Linked DNA regions of Homo sapiens: all the other regions are linked to region 4. Evidence: chromatin contacts called from ENCODE Hi-C or POLR2A ChIA-PET data. All regions are on one chromosome and are shown on one strand. The core of a region is the stretch at or near the end of the contact, and the rest is flanking DNA. Distances in the headings are between cores, read along the strand shown.

The links. Hi-C counts contacts between places; a loop is a spot of excess contacts on that map. ChIA-PET counts read pairs that join two places held with the same protein, here RNA polymerase II (POLR2A). Pooled maps may share reads with other maps.
Region 1: a map of heart right ventricle shows a loop between it and region 4 (2.8-fold over the local background). The contact joins two enhancer-like sites. A Hi-C loop is called at or near these places in 10 of 168 maps with a recorded cell type or tissue (Right ventricle myocardium inferior, aorta, cardiac septum and 5 more) and 15 of 50 pooled maps. POLR2A ChIA-PET finds 5 or more read pairs at or near these places in 2 of 52 experiments (Panc1 and naive thymus-derived CD4-positive, alpha-beta T cell).
Region 2: a pooled map shows a loop between it and region 4 (4-fold over the local background). The contact joins two enhancer-like sites. A Hi-C loop is called at or near these places in 2 of 168 maps with a recorded cell type or tissue (aorta and chondrocyte) and 6 of 50 pooled maps. POLR2A ChIA-PET finds 5 or more read pairs at or near these places in 2 of 52 experiments (A673 and H1).
Region 3: a loop to region 4 is called in a pooled map, with 4 times the contacts of the local background. The contact joins two enhancer-like sites. A Hi-C loop is called at or near these places in 2 of 50 pooled maps. POLR2A ChIA-PET finds 5 or more read pairs at or near these places in 2 of 52 experiments (A673 and H1).

The regions. Positions count from the first base shown.
Region 1 is chr17:77,821,481-77,824,180 of GRCh38, forward strand. All of the region lies in intron 1 of LOC105371908 (a long non-coding RNA gene), which reads right to left. Among named protein-coding and RNA genes, the nearest start is that of LINC01973, 61 kb to the right of the region's middle. Within about 2 kb of position 1,296, at least 4 of the 41 ENCODE cell types and tissues checked have a DNase peak (open chromatin) inside an H3K27ac peak, as active enhancers do; they include heart right ventricle, where a contact is called at or near this core.
Region 2 is chr17:77,842,739-77,845,438 of GRCh38, forward strand. No RefSeq gene overlaps it. Among named protein-coding and RNA genes, the nearest start is that of LINC01973, 40 kb to the right of the region's middle. RefSeq lists a silencer at 998-1,097. Within about 2 kb of position 1,338, at least 2 of the 41 ENCODE cell types and tissues checked have a DNase peak (open chromatin) inside an H3K27ac peak, as active enhancers do.
Region 3 is chr17:77,868,540-77,871,239 of GRCh38, forward strand. No RefSeq gene overlaps it. Among named protein-coding and RNA genes, the nearest start is that of LINC01973, 14 kb to the right of the region's middle. RefSeq lists an enhancer at 1,043-1,132. Within about 2 kb of position 1,257, at least 8 of the 41 ENCODE cell types and tissues checked have a DNase peak (open chromatin) inside an H3K27ac peak, as active enhancers do.
Region 4 is chr17:77,540,740-77,543,439 of GRCh38, forward strand. No RefSeq gene overlaps it. Among named protein-coding and RNA genes, the nearest start is that of MIR4316, 150 kb to the left of the region's middle. Within about 2 kb of position 1,451, at least 5 of the 41 ENCODE cell types and tissues checked have a DNase peak (open chromatin) inside an H3K27ac peak, as active enhancers do; they include heart right ventricle, where a contact is called at or near this core.

The sequences.
Region 1 (2,700 bases), core at 46-2,545, 280 kb after region 4:
ATGTCCTCTCCTGGTCATAACAGTCAGGGCAGCTGGGCATGGTGGCTCATGCCTGTAATCCCAGCACTTTGGGAGGCCGAGGCAGGAGGATCACTTGAGATCGGTAGTTTGAGACAAGCCTGGGCAACATAGCAAAGCCCCGTCTCTACAAAAAAAATACAAAAATTAGCCAGACATGGTGGCATACGCCTGTAGTCCCAGCTACTTGGGAGGCTGAGGTGGGAGGATCATTTCAGCCCAGGAGGTGGAGGTTGAAGTGAGCCGAGATCGCCCCACTGCATTCCAGCCTAGCCTATAGATCCAGACCATGTCTCAAAAAACAAAAACAAACAAACAAAAAAAAAAAACAAAAAACAGGGCAAGCACATACATGGACAGCTGGAAACCCATCTCGCCCGCACCTGCCCTCCTGCCAGGTGGTCATGGGCCTCACTTGGTCCAATTTTGTCCAGGTCACCAGTGGTTTCAGATTTGGATGAGAAGATAATGGCTTCACCTTGGATGCTCTGGGCCGATGCACTTGGGGAAGATTCTGTGAGCTTTTGGATTCTGGGAAGAGTCGGCATCCAGTAGGCAGTAAGGTGCACATGCCAGGGGCTCAGGGGAAGCCTTGCCCTAGAGACACAGGTGCAGATGTGCCCCAGTTATCTTTTGCTGCACAAATAACAGCCCCCAACTTGGTGGTGTCAAATGGCCATTTTATGATGCTCATCTGTGGGTCGTGAATTTGGATGAAACCATCCACAGCATGGACGGTTTGTGTCTGTGCTGGGGAATCTAGGACCTCAGGTGGGAAGAGATCTTGGGATGGGAGTGTGTGGCTGTGAGACCCAATCTCCATCCTGACCTGAGAAACGGTGTGACCTCAATACCGATGAGCTGTCAGAGGGAAATGAAGTGCCCGGCCACTTCCCTGGAGGCGCACGCCTCCCCTTAATCTCCTCTCTCCACACCAAATGCGGGCCTCGAGAGGGGGATCCCAGAGACCCCAAGGCCCATGCGCTGCTGCCCTCTGGAGACACCCCAGCCCCCCCGCTCCTCCACTCACACTCACACACACACCCTCACGCATGTATTCACACATCCTTGCACACATACACTCAGACCCTTCCGAACAGGCAAGACGGTGCCTCTTGCTCAGACCCCTTCCCGGACCAAAGGACAAACAGTGAAGCACGGGCTAGAGCCCTCCTCACCCAATTGTCATTTTTATTGGTAGCCCTGGATTCTTCCGGCAGTGGAGAGGGAGGAGGTGCTGACGAAATCTCACAGGGAAGCTGATGAGAAGCAACAGCCAAGAACTGCCCACTCGTGGGAGCAGCCTGTCTCTTCCCACCTCTGCCAGGAGGGTGTGGTCACCAGAATTCCCCAGCTGGACAAAGGAGGTCGAGGGAAGGTCACCCCTCCCAGCAAAGTAAGGAGAGTGCCCTGTGCCCTGTGCTCAGGAGAGATTGGGGCCGCACCCACCTGGCATTGCCACACCTCTGGCCTCTGCGCTCCCAGTCCCTTCATCACTGCAAGCCTCGGTTCCCGCCTCTGTCAAATGGGCATTTTCATGTCATAAAGCTTCCCAGGTCGTTTTCGGAGAATTCCATGGCAGCCCTTATGAAAGCACCCTGTACACTGTTAATGCAGGCACTGTAAAATACTATGATTAAAAATCATATTTTCTGGCCAGTTGTGGTGGCTCAAACCTGTAATCCCAGCCCTTTGGGAGGCTGAGGTGGGTGGATCACCGGAGGTCAGGAGTTCAAGACCAGCCTGGACAACATGGTGAAACCCTGTTTCTACTAAAAATACAAAAATTAGCCAGGCATGGTGGCAGGCACCTGTAATCTCAGCTACTCCGGAGGCTGAGGCATAAGAATTGCTTGAACTCGGGAGGCTGAGGTCGCAGTGAGCCGAGATGACGCCACTGCACTCCAGACTGTGCAACAGAGGGAGAGTCTGTCTCAAAAAAAATCCTATTTTCTGTTAGTGGAGGGGGCAGAGGACAGATTCTGGGAACTGTATGTGCACTCAGGACCTCTTCCAGCATTGCATGGAAATGATCTCTGGGGCCTAAGGAAGCAAGGGGAGGGCCGTAAAGGGTGCCCCGGAGCCAGGAAAGGGCATGGAGGCAGTGTGGCCTGTTAGGCAGGTGGCATCACAATTTCTGCCAGGCCCTGCCTCACCCCAAACGGTTTCCAGAAAAGGCACTGTTGCCGTGGGAACACTCGTCCAATTATTCTACTTTGCAGAAAATCACTTTTCAGCCAACTTGGTTAGAACACGTCCCTTCTACAGAGCAAAAATTGCATCTTGGTTTTTGACCTCACCCATGACCAAATATTTGAGTGGAGAAGTGGCCAGAGGACTCAGGCCACAAGAGAGATGGTCATCTAGCGGGAGATGGCAGGAGAGACCCAAGCCCTGTAATAAACCGCAGGTGGACTCCAGATGTCTGCAAATTGACAGACGAGTAGGAGCCTCCTTGAGGGACGAAGGGACAGCAGGAGTGGGGAAGGATTGAGGTTGCTCGATTCCACTCAACCAGTGGCCCTGAGGGCCAGGCCCTGCTAGACACTAGGAAAGCAGAGATGCTTCCGACACCACTTTCTGCCTCTGTGGGGGGCTCAGAGTCCAAAGGGGAGTGGACACTGGTGAGCAGATTAACAATAAGTGACAAGGACAAAGATAGAATATGTTCTAGGTAGTAAG
Region 2 (2,700 bases), core at 88-2,587, 300 kb after region 4:
GGACCCTCCCACCATCAGCTTTCTCCTCTTTATCCTGTGCCTCCAACTTCCCCCTTCCATGGCTGCTACATAATAAGCATTCAATAAATATGAGTCATTAAATAGTCACTGCTGTTCCTGCCTCTTCCCCCTCTCTATATTAACACATTCAGTGTTCTATCACCTAAGAAAACTAAAACCTTCCAAAATGTTTCCCACATGTGGTCGGCTATTGATGATTTTTATTTCTGCCTTTGCATTTTTACATGTCAGAGGTCTCTACCATGCACATGTGTCTAAGAGGATTACAATGAATAAGAGCTGACATTGGCTGAGCAGGAACTCTGGGCCGTCCCCGGTGCTAGGAGTTTCCTATGCACCCTATTGGTTCAGCCTCTCGACAATCCCATGTAGGGTTACCAACTGTCCCAGATGGCCCAGGCCTGAGGGGCTTCCTGGGACAAGAGACTTCTATTGCAAAAACTGGGATAATCTCAGGCAAACCAGGAGGGTTGGCCACCTTCCACCAAGGAGGCGCTATCATGATCCCCATTTTATAGATGAGAAAATTGAGGCTCAAAGAGGCTTAAAACTCTCCCTCGGGGCCAGGCACGGTGGCTCATGCTTGTAATCCCAGCACTTTGGGAGGCCAAGGCGGGCAGATCACTTGAGGTTGGGAGTTTGAGACTAGCCTGGCCAACATGGTGAAACCCCGTCTCTACCAAAAAATACAAAAATTAGCCAGCTGTGGTGGCACATGCCTGTAGTCCTGGCTACTTGGGAGGCTGAGGCACGAGAATTGCTTGAACCCAGGAGGCGGAGGTTGCAGTGAGCTGAGATCGCACCACTGCACTCCAGCCTGGGTGACAAAGTGAGACTGTCTCAAAAAAAAAAAAAAAAAACCTGCCTGGGAATCTGATCAAAAAAGGGGCAAGCAAAGGACGTAAGTAGACATTTCTCCAGAGAAGACATACCAGTGGCCAAGAAGCCCACGAAAAGACGCTCACCAGCATTAGTCATCAGGCAAATGCAAATCAAAACCACAATGAGGTTGAGGTGCCACTTCACACGCTCGACAACAGCTATAATTTTGTTTTAAAACTGAAAATAAGCGTTGGTGAGGTTATAGAGAAATTAGAACACTTACACATTGCTGGTGGAAATGTAAAATGTTTCAGCCACTGTGGAAAACAATTTGGTGATTCCTCAAAAAGTTAATCATAAAATTGCTATATAATCCACAATTCCACTCCTATGAATATAGCCAGAAAAACCTGAAAATAGACACTCAAACAAATACATGTGCACACACGTTCATAGCAGCATTATTCATGCCAGCCAAAAGGTGGAAACAACCCAGATGTCCATCAAACAATGAATGGACAAATGAATTTTGGTCCATCCATACACCGGAATATGATTCCTTAAAGAGGAATGAAGCTCTTAGATGAATGAAGCCTAAGAACATAAAGCTCAGTGAGAGAGGCCACAGGCCACAGGCAAAAGCTCCCATTTAACCTGATTGCATTTTTTTTTTTTTTTTTTTTGAGATGGAGTCAGTGTCATTCTATCACTCAGGCTGGAGTGCAGCGGCACGATCTCGGCTCACTGCAACCTCTGCCTCCCAGGTTCAAGCCATTCTGCGTGAGCCTCCCAAGTAGCTGGGATTACAGGCATTCGCCACCACCTCCAGCTAATTTTTGTATGTTTTAGTAGAGAGGGGGCTTCACCGTGTTGGCCAGGCTGGTCTTGAACTCCTGATCTCAGGTGATCCGCCCGCCTCAGCCTCCCAAAGTACTGATTACATTTTTATTAATTGTTCAGAGGAGGCAATGCATGCAAACAACGCAGATTGGTGGCTTCCAGGGGCTGGAGGAGGAGGAAGGAGGACTGACTGCCACTGGGTACGAGGTTTCCTCTTGGGTGATGCCAAGGTTTGGGAACTTGCAGAAGTAGTGGCTGCACAACATTGAATATACTAAATGCCAGGAATTGTACACTTAAAAACGGCTCATTTTGAGCTGTGAGCTTCACCTTGATTTACCAAAAACAACAAAAACAAAACCTGTACTTCAGGTCACACAACTGATGAACACAGAGCCGGCCCCGGAGCATAGGACACCCACCAGCCCGCCTTCCGTGACCGCTGGAGCCTGTGTCGCTGCTAGTCCCCCCTAGCTCAGGCCTGCCTCCCCATGCTTCTCCAAAGGCTCTCTCTACTTGTCCACTCGCCATTTGCTTGTCACCGGGGTCAGGCTTCCCCGACCACCACCCTGTGCTGGTCACCCACCCTCTTCCACTGGGCAAGTCCAGTGAACGGCACTGGGGGGTATTTGCCATTCTCCCCACCAGACTGCTGCAAACTGCCTCATAAAATTACTCAGAAAAACCCAGGGAGGCCAAGCATGGTGGCTCGCACCTGTAATCCCAGCACTTTGGGAGGCCAATGTGGGCAGATCACTGAGGTCAGGAGTTCGAGACCAGCCTGGCCAACATGGCGAAACCCCGTCTCTACTAAAAACACAAAAATTAGCTGGGTGTGGTGACGGACCCCTGTAATCCCAGCTACTCAGGAGGCTGAGGTGGGAGAATCACTTCAACCCAGGAGGTGGAGGTTGCAGTGAGCCGAGATTGTGCCACTGCACTCCAGCCTGGGTGGCAGAGCGAGACCCCATCTCACAAAAAAAAAAAAAAAAAAAAAAAAAAGAGAGAGAGAGAGAG
Region 3 (2,700 bases), core at 7-2,506, 330 kb after region 4:
TCCAATGCCCAGAGGAGGCTGGCCAGAGGGGCGAAGAGGAAACCAGGCTGTCACGTCAGGTCAAGTGATACATTCGGTGGTGGCCTGACCCCAGCCGGCTTGGGGAGGAAGCTTTGGGACCCGGACTCTCATGCCCAGACTCTGTGTGTGTGTGTGTGTGTGTGTGTGTGTGTACACGCGCATGTGCGTCTGTATGCACATACGTGTGTGTGCATACACGTGTGTGTGTGTGTGTGTGTGTGTGTGTGTGTGTGTGTGTGTGTGTAGGGGCAGAGTGGAGCTCTCCCTAAAAGTTCTTCTTAAATAGATAATGTTTATCAAGAAGTACCCAGACCAGCAGCGGGAAAAATACTTAATAACCACTTAAGTAAACAGCAAGATTGGCAGGAACCATTTTTCAAGAGAAAAGAGCTGGGAGAAGGCTGCCAAGCGATGGATGGAAAGTATAATAAATTCCACGTCACTGCAGAGGCTCTGGCTCTCCAAGGCACTCTGGGCCCATATCTGTCGCTAAGGCTCTGATGGGCCGGCACAGGACACTTCATCATCTTACTACTTTGACATATCACATCCCAAAAGGTGGTGCTGGGCTTGGGATGTGGTGGCTGTTCTTCCCAAACCACTGGGAGTTTGGAGAGTTCTGTGTCTGTGGAAGGGGAGCTGCGTCGAGCTCGCTGGGGCTGTGGCACCAGGAGGAAAGAGCATTTTCCAGGAGCCAGTGTCCCAGGCAGAGGATGGGAGGTGGCCTTAGGTGATGGCATATGAAGAGGGCCGTTCCTCCTCCTTCATGCAAGGATCATGCAGCTGGCCCTAAGCCAGCCTCCAGGCACTCTGGCCAAGCCTCATGTGCCCTTCCCCTTCCCCAGTAGTTCCCAGCGTGGGGCAAACAGTTCTGTCTTCTCAAGACCCAGGCGACGTGTCTCCTTTGCAGATGCTTCAGAATCCGGAGCAAGAACTCTGCAGAATGAGGCAGCTGAAGTGCCCCAGTGGAACCTCATTCTGCAGACCTAGCCCAGGGGAGGTTACCGGGCAGGCAGCTTCACAAACCCACACACAAGCAAAGGGATGTTTTATTTGAGACCACGAGGCCATGGTGATTCCCAACTCACCAATCCATGCTCCGGCACTGACCTGCTGTGTGAACTCAGACGAGCCCCTTAACCTCTCCTCCACCTCAGGTGTTCTCCCCCGTCAAATGCAATTCACAGTTTTAGCTCTGCCGGCCCCGCCAGGCTGTGGGCAGATCAGGTGAGAAAAAGGGATGTGAAAGCAAGTTTGTGAACGGCACAGCACGGAGCAAAGGCAGGACACTGTCACTTCCCATCATGGGTGCTGAACACAGAGCCACACCCCTGCCAGCCTCAGGCCGGGGTGCCCAGCCTCCCCCAAAAAGCTGCATCACAGGGCTCTCCCAAGCCCTTATTTGCATTTAGCTCCCCTCTGTGGTCCTCCCTGCAGTGGCTGAGGATGGTAATAATGACAGTAGCTGAGCTTCGTTGAGTGTGTTGCACAACAGCGCATTGCACTCTCCCAGCAACCCCGTTTTTCAGATGAGGAAGCTGAGGTGTAGAGAAGGTAAGAAATTGGCCAAAGTCAGAGTGAACGAGCAGTGAGGCTGGGTGTCCGCCTCGGATCTGTCCGGCAGCCCCTGGGCTGGGTTTCTCAGGCATTGGCCCTCCAGCTTGGTGATTTTTGCCAGCGTTGTGCCCACCCTGGACTATGATGTATAATATTGTGTGTGTATGTATTAGGTATAGTCATTTATTCAACACATTTTTATTGAGGACCTAATATATGTGCCAGGCATCACTCTGGCGTTAGACATAGGTAGTAAACCAAATGGACAAAAATACCTACCCATGTAGGGCTTTTTATTTTTTGAGACAGGGTCTTGCTGTGTCACCCAGGCTGGAGTGCAGTGGTGCAATCACGGCTCACTGCAGCCTCTGCCTCTGAGCTCAAGTGATCCTCCCACCTCAGCCTCCAAAGTACCTGGGACTACAGGTGCATACCGCCATGCCCACCTAGTTTTTGTTTTGTTTTGTTTTGTTTTTTTTGTAGAGACAAGTTTCACCATGTTCCCCAGGCTGGTCTCAAACTCCTGGGCTCAAAAGCAATCCGCCTACCTCAGTCTCCCAAAGTGCTGGGATTACAGGTATGAGCCACCCCTCCTGACCATGAACCTACTCACTTTTGAAGTAACGTTTATTTTCAGTCTGGGTATGGTGGCCTATAATCCCAGCACTTTGGGAGGCCAAGGCAGGTGGATCACTTGAGGTCAGGGGTTCAAGACCAGCCTGGTTAATACGGCCAAACCCCGTCTCTACCAAAAATACAAAAATTAGCCAGGTGTGGTGGTGCTCGCCTGTAGTCCCAGCTACTTGGGAGGCTGAGCCACAAGAATCACTTGAACCTGGGAGGTGGAGGTTGAAGTGAGCTGAGATCCTGCCACTGCCCTCCAGCCTAGGTGACAAAGGGAGACTCTGTCTCAAAAGAAAAAAATAATAATAATAACATTGATTTTTAAAAGACAAGTTCATGTCGCTACTACAAATGAAAATCCAGCATTGGATTTTCTGATCCTGTAAACATAAATAACATTAGAAATCAAGGTCAGCAAAGTCTAGCTGAGTGTTCTTGTCTGCTGAAGGCTTGAATCCTGAAGAACGCTCTTATTTGCTTAAAAAGGAGATTTCCAAT
Region 4 (2,700 bases), core at 201-2,700:
CCGTCGGAGCCAGCCCCGCGTTGCAGGGACCTGACGACCCTGAGGTCCAGCCTTCCCCGATGCCCAGCCCAGCTCAGTCCACTGTGTCCTCTTTGGCCTCTTCCCATCCTGGTTTCTCAGTCGTTCTCAGCCAAGCCACAGGACTGGAAGCTTTGTCGCTTTCTATAAGGACTTGCCTGTCAGGGGGAGTTAGTTCGAAAGGAACGGGGAGTGAAGACTCAATGTGAATTTCAGGTAAAAATCTCCGGGTCTGAGGAGACTGGGTCTGACAGCCAGTGCTGGCCTCGGGGACCCTGATGGAGACGTTCACACAGGTGCCCAACTGCAGGACGACCCTGCCGAGGAGGCACCTGCTGGGGCCAATTAGAATTCCTCGTTCTGGGCTGGGTTAATTTGCATAAACTCTGAGCCCCCAGGAAAAATCTTCCGCGAGGCCTCTTCCTCTTTGTTAATTGAAAAAGGCTCTTTGTCTGTCTTCAGCTGTCAGCTCACATGCGGCCTCCCCAGGCAAGCCTTTCCCAGCTCCTCAGACCAGGCAGGTCGCCCCTGCGGTCTCCGCGTCTCCTCCCCACACCTCAGCTCACCCACTCGGAATTATCTGTGAGTTTCCTTCCAGCTTCAGCGCCACAAGGACAGGGACCTTGTCTCTTCCTGTGGTGGTTGTTTCTATCATCACTAAATCCATACCTAGTGCACTAGCGCACGGTAGAGGTTGTTTGCTCAATGAATGAATGCATTTCCTTGTAGGACCCCCGGCTGCCCCGAGTGAGCCACACTCCTTACAAAGACCAGGCAACTACGTTGAAGAAATGTTGATATTTATCAAGAAACACTCTTCCAACCATTTTTAATTTTTTTTGGACGTTAAAGTATTTATTGGGTCGGGTGTGGTGGTTCACGCCTGTAATTCCAGCACTTGGGGAGGCCGAGGCGGGCGGATCACTTGAGATCAGGAGTTTGAGACCAGCCTGGCCAACATGGTGAAACCCTGTCTCTACTAAAAATACAAAAATTAGCCGGGCATGGTGGCTCGTGCCTGTAGTCCCAACTACTTGGGAGGCTGAGGGGGAGAATCGCTTGAACCCGGGAAGGGGAGGTTGCAGTGAGCCGAGATTGAGCCACTGCACTCCAGCCTGGGCGACAGAGCAAGACTCTGTCTCAAAATAAGATAAAATAAGATGTATTAGACAAAAACTGAGAGTTCTTACTTTAAATTGATTTGGAATTTTGGGTACACTTATATATTTTTTTCTAAAATAAATTGAAAGTGAATCATAGGAGAAATATTACTTTATATAAATATTATTAACTTGTTTTAAGTACTTATTAAAAACAACAACAACAAAGGCCAGGCATGGCCCCTTCCACAGAGAGCTGGTCAGCCAGCATTTTCTGCAGCTCTTACCCCAGCTGCCTCTCTTCTGGTTTCTGAGCCTCCCCACCCCCACTTAAGGAGCTTACAGCTGAGCAGGAGAGATAAGATGTTAAGTGCGTGGAAAGATTATTTTTTATTTTTGGAAAGTTGAACATTTTAAGCCAACATCCCATGAGGCTGTGGGATTAGGCTGGAGGTAGAACTTGCTTATCCCATTTGGAATTGCTGAAGCTTCCCAGAAAGGCTTACTTCTTCCTCTTTTTTTTATTTCTAAAATTCTGCAGAAATTCTTCCATGCCCAGGCTAGCCTTGGGAGAAGAGTGGATGTCAAGATGTCAATGATGTATTGGAACGATGGGTGGGAAAGAGAGCCAGGGGGAGCTTTTAAGATAACATCAGAGGAATTGGCTTTCAAGGGCGTGGTGGACGATTTTGAGGACTGGCTAATGCATTTGATCAGAAGACGGGTGGTGATGGGCTGTGTTCCTATCCTGGCTCCCGTTTCTAAAAACAGCAGGCACTCAACCAGCCCTCAGGTGTCCCCTTTGTCCCAGGAAGCTTGGCAGAAGGAGCCAGGACGTCTCCAGAGGAGCAGATGGCCCTCAAAGCTGGAGGACCATCAAGAAAGAGCCTCCCTGGTGAGGAGAAACTTAGGTTACTGATATGGGAACTCAAAAACTCTCACTTCTGTGTACCCAGGAGTTCCTATTCATCTCCCCAGGAATCTTAAGTATCTGAAGGACCCGGGGCAGTTGCACAGAGTGGCCATCGGGTGTCAGTGTGGAATTAGAAGCCCTGCCTGCGTTCCTTCGCTCAGCTGCTTGGCTTTGAGTTAGATGCTCCTGGAAGCTGGGCCCGCAGCCCCATGCAGGCTGGGAACGGGGATGGAGCCGTGAGGATTCTCCCTTAATTTAATGGCCCCGTCCACTGAGCTGAGAACATGGCTGTGATCCTCAGCTTGGGCAGTTCCTATTGTATTGAGGCTTTGGAGTGCTTATGAGCTGGGCTGAGTCACGCTGATAAAAAGTTAATTTCTATTTGCTGTGGCTCAGTAATTGGATGAACATGAAAGCAATTAAATATTAAAACATACAAACAAATAACTAAGTCACTGTAATTAGCCAAAGTTTGATCACTGTCATATTTATTTAGGAAGAGGTGATATGTCTCAGCAGGTGACATTTTAAATACCCCGGGCCTCTCTGGTGTTGTCTTTGGAGAATGCTGAATAATGTACAGAGAATTTAATTAAACCCTGTTGTAAATCAGCCATGATGACAGGGAAATGACAGCCACATGTTGAAATGAGAATTAGTCCACAGCAA